2 separate regions of the Mus musculus genome follow, and region 1 is linked to region 2. Evidence: chromatin loops called from intact Hi-C (ENCODE). Cell type or tissue: heart. All regions are shown on one strand.

The links. Hi-C counts contacts between places; a loop is a spot of excess contacts. Peaks named below come from ENCODE experiments on the same cell type or tissue, not always from the same donor. Only the 100,000 strongest peaks of a DNase experiment are listed, where the experiment ranks them.
Region 1: it touches region 2 in a loop (2.9-fold over the local background); 11 of 42 quality-filtered maps call a loop at or near these places.

Annotation. Positions count from the first base shown.
Region 1 is chr10:120,666,202-120,668,701 of GRCm38, reverse strand. No RefSeq gene overlaps it. Among named protein-coding and RNA genes, the nearest start is that of Gm35062, 21 kb to the left of the region's middle. In heart, a CTCF peak has its summit at 1,490 (motif pointing right); no DNase peak of the experiment used is centred here; H3K27ac peaks cover 116 bases.
Region 2 is chr10:120,586,321-120,588,820 of GRCm38, reverse strand. No RefSeq gene overlaps it. Among named protein-coding and RNA genes, the nearest start is that of 4930471E19Rik, 49 kb to the left of the region's middle. In heart, a CTCF peak has its summit at 1,448 (motif pointing left); no DNase peak of the experiment used is centred here; H3K27ac peaks cover 394 bases.

The DNA.
Region 1 (2,500 bases), 80 kb before region 2:
GAGAAGTATAAACAGTAATGGTCAAAACTGGAGATGTGTAAGGTTGGTGGTACCATAAAGACGTAAATGGCAAATGGTGAAGCGGTGCACACTGAAGATCAAGGGGACACCTGTAGACCTGGGAAGGGATCCGGTGTAGATAAGCCACTGAGAAATAAGCAGGAACACTAAAGACTTGGTGCAATAGTAACAGCCAGGAAAGGCTTCTGAGAAGACATGCCAATAAGCCATTTCCTACCTGTCCCTCAGAGGAGGGAGATAGGTACCAACTGATTTTTCCCCTACGCACATGAGTGTTTCTAGTAAGCCCTCATTTGGCATTCAGTACATCTTTATTGACTACCACTCTGGGCTAGATATTACAGAAAGGGAGGCAGCTATAGGAATAGACAAGGTTGAAGTCAAAGGGTTCTCCTCCATCTTTCCCAAATGTATTCTACTAACTCCTGTTTCCCCGTTCTTCTGCCTTGATTCTACATCTCGGATGGAAGACGCCGGAGCCACCTAGTAGTGTTTCTGATGAACAAGGCTTCTAAGGCTGGGCGCGCTTTCCCTTACCTGAATGCTTCTGCTTTTCCCTTCGTGTAGAGAGGGAAAAGAAGTCCTGTTGTTACTTTTATGTCTTTGAAATGCAATTGTGTCTACATTTTTTGGTTTTTCGAGACAGGGCTTCTCTGTGTAGCCCTGGCTGTCCTGGAGCTCACTTTGTAGACCAGGCTGGCCTCGAACTCAGAAATCCGCCTGCCTCTGCCTCCCGAGTGCTGGGATTAAAGGCATGCGCCACCACGCCCGGCTGTGTCTACATCTTTTTTGTCAAGCTTGTTGGTCTGTGGTGCTGGAGCCAACTTCCTTCATTATGGTGATGTAAAAGTGACAGGCAGATCTGTGCCCCTCCCCTTTCCTTCATAGCTGCAATGTTAGCCCACTCCATAAATCGCAACAGCTGAGACCATCTTACTGGTAGAAATATTTCCATAATTTAGACCACTCAGAAATTTGTCAGAGAGCTATTAATAAGGACAAGATCTCTTCTTGAAATCCTGGCTTCGGATTTTAAAAGCAAGCCAACCAAATCTTTCAGACGTCGCTGGTAGGCCTTGTTACTCTCAATCCATTGTGTAGAGTGCTCTCTGGCAGCTTTGCAAAACAACTCTTGGAAGGGGCCTAGAGAAAACTGGAATTTCCTAGAAACTCACTTTTTAATTCAGTCCGGTGCCAACACCAGTGAGTGACAGCACTCGCCTTATTTGCATATTTAAGAGCGGGTTTTGCTCTATTCATTCATTTTCTTACTCTTGTTTTTAAACTGAATTTGTATTGTATATAAACTGAACATATTATTAGACTGAATATACATAATATATATTAAAATCTGTGTACACAGAGAAAGAGAGACAGACAGACAGACATTTTTAAAATTCAACCTTCAAAACCTGGGGAATATCCTGGGATTTAAAGCATCCTTGTGGTATGTGTGAGAATGTGTCAGTCAAACTCTAGGTGGCGCTCCACATCCGGCTTGGGAAGCAGGGCAGGGAGCGTGGCCATAATGAGACCTAAAGGACACAGACTTGGAAGGAAGCTTTCCGTGTGGGGGTGGAGGGTGGGGTAGAGCAGGGTGCGTACTTGGGTTTCATTTGGGGAAAACAAACAAAACACCGTATTGCAATGTAAGTTAGTTTTAGATTTCTATTTGGGGGGGGGGGGGGAGGTATAAAAATATCCAACTTGAGCACCTTCCTTCTCACCTCCTGGACCGGGTCAGTAACTCTTAAGTACTTCTTCATTGCGATCTATCCTGGTTGTAACTGTTGAAGTATTTGTTGTAACGTTTTCCTGCTGGGATTGTAATTCCCTGAAGTAGAGACCTCCTGGCTATATTCAGTTATGATGTTTGGTTTTCATTCACATGCCTCCTGTTTCATCCATCGGCTGCTCTCATTTGGTCACATTTTTGTCTGCTGTTCCTCTTCCCACGGGCAGGCTCTTCTCTCTGCCCCATGCCATTTCCTCTCAGCCTTCTTGCCCTCCCAGCCTAGATGCGCGACTCATCCCCACCCCGCCCTCTTGGATCATGAGATTTAAAAGTGAAGAAACATTGATGTGAGACAATAAAAGTCTAAAAATGGTCTGTAAATAGACTCAAGATTCAAAGTAAGATAACTCAAGGGCAGGACAAAGGCAATTCTATTACTGCAGAAGACCAAGGATGCCTCCTGTTCATTTCTTCCTGAGCAGGTGCTATGCCTCCGGGAGTTGGCATCTGAAAGCTGAAGGCCAGCAAAGCCCTTGCAGATGAATGGTCTGGAATAGGGACAATTGGCTGGTGCCATAAGTGGTGTCTTGGTTCGCTTCATTAAACTCCTGGACACTAGAAATTCCTACACTTGAGGACTTTCCCTAGGTTAGATCCTGACCCACTCTGTATTTGCAAGCCAGAGCTGTTGTGTCTGCCTCTTTTCTTCTCTCTTCTCTCTCACCACTCCTCCTTCCCTTCCCT
Region 2 (2,500 bases):
TCCTATTGTGCTGCTTGTGAAGTGTAAGGTTTCCTTAACATAAAATGAGATTTGTTGTTGTTGTTGTTGTTTATACTGAAACACCCTGACATCACACCCCTTTCTTTAAGCAGTGATATGATTGCTCTGTTGAAAAATAAGGCGATATTGAAGTTTAGGATAACTCTCGCTCAAATAAAATCAATCCTAGTGATAGGTTTAGAAACAAAGGAATCTTACATGTCTGCTTCTGCTTTCTTTGTGTTCTTGGAGGGGAAACTTCGGGAGCAGTGTGCATGAAGAGGGGATTGTTTTTGTGGAGACAAGTCTGGTATTTCAGGAAAATAAGAAAGTAATAACAGATGTAAAGTCAAGGTGAGAAACAGCGCACCCTTCTCCCTCCTTCCTGCCCTCCCGCTTCAAGTCACGTTCCATCTGGAATACTTTAGACCGTTCCCCAACATTTTACTTACTGAAAATAAAACCTGGAAATTTTGATCTGCTTGCCCTCTGTTTGGGACACTAAGAATTAAGCCTTAGTTCCCGTGATTTACTTAGAGAGTGAAAACTAATAAGAACTCAAATACTTTGTACATTATAGGCTCGAATATATCACCATACTCAACTTTGTTCTTGACAAATGACAGTTTCTACTTCACCCCTCCCCCCTCTTACCACCCACCCAGCTGGGTTCCATTTCTTCTGTTTTACCCAGTTCTTCAACATTCCGTGCAGTCAGAGCCTACTTTTCCAGATTAAACTCAAGAGTTACTCAAACAACCACAGGTTCTCTTTCACTTGAACTCAACATACCAACTTAGCACACAAGGCTCCAACAGTAGACTTTTATCTTTCTGAATGACTCTGAAATTATTACTTGCTATAAGGCACATCAGAGGCTGGAGAACACTGCTTCCTTTTAGAGTCTTGCAATAGGCTCTTTCTCTCTGCACTTGTCCCACACTTGTTCAGGAACAAGCTGCTTTGGCTCTGCTTCGAAGACAGCCTGTCTGTCTCCTGGCTTAGTTCTCCAGATCTCATGAAGAGAGAGATCTTCTCCAACTTGGTGCCAGGGCCTCTACTTCACACATTGCTCTTGAAGGCCACTCAAGAGAGCCAGTAATCTCACACGAGGGTCTCAGACAGGATAGGAATCAATGGGTTAGTTTCTAGGCAACCAAAAAACAAGTGAGGCACTAGGCTGTGGTGGCACATGCCTTTAATCCCAGCACTTGGGAGGCAGAGGCAGGCAGATTTCTGAGTTTGAGGCCAGCCTGGTCTACAGAGTGAGTTACAGGACAGCCAGGGCTACACAGAGAAATCCTGTTTCGAAAAACCAAATATAAATAAATAAACAAATAAAAATTAAAATAAAAAAGAAACAAGAGAAGCTGGTAGAAATCAGCCTATGGTAACACTACTAAAAGCATCCATCTTGTTGGTTCTCAGTAGTGGTGGTACTGCCCCCTAGAGGCCTTTTCAGAAATGCTTGGGTACACTAGCTTCCACACTTGCAAGGCATACTCCTTAGCCTTTCACAGAGTGGGATTGCTACATGCCTTAAAAGGCAGAGTAAATAAACTCTAAAAGGAGGTCAAATCTTCACTCTTTAGACAACCCCCCGGCCCCCGCAAACAGTCATATAAAAGAAAAATTGTCTGCAACTACTTGAGCCTAACCCTAAATGTTACTTCACATAGAGACACAAAGTATTTAAAACACTCTTAAAATATGCTGAAATTTCAGAGTAACAACCAACCAAAAAGCAAAAGAAAGATAGCTTGGCTTTGTTAAGATCCTTCCCAGTGAGACCCATTTGCATTTTGGAAAGTGATGCCCACAGCTACCAGGCTCCACTCAGTCTTGATTCAGCTGGACTGTAAAACCTATTTGTCTGCATCTGTAGATGTCACAGAAATACATCCTAAGAGAGATCTAAGGCTTGCGTGTCTTAAAAGATGGGACATTTTTCTTTGATATTTTGTTGCCTCCCTAATCCATGTCATAACATTGAGAATTATTTTGACATTACAGTTATAAACACGGACCAGCTCACTTGCAAGAGTATTTCCAGACTTGGAATTTATTTTTCATTGACATTTTTTCCATACTGGAATCAGAAGACTTCCATCTTCTGACTATCGGAGACCACGCTGCCCAGCATGTGGATGCTCTGCCAGCGATCAGTTCCTTTGGTCCTTGTACCCATGCCTACTCTCCTGTCTCATTTCACCAAGCATCTGGTACAGGATGACTTGTGGCCTCCTGGACTGCACTTACTCACTCTGAGTAAGTGCAAGCGTATAACCACTGTGTTGTGTCTTCAGTATCTCTCTGTCTGTGTATTTACATATGGAGGCACACGTGATTTTTATTACGTTGTTTTCTCTTGGTTGTCCCTCTTCTAACAGGTATTATGTTATAGGTGGATGACTTCGGTTACCTCTGCGCCTTATTTTAGGGTTCTGTTATCCTTCTGTTGTTGTGACAAATACCTAGGCAAAACCATTTACAGTCTATG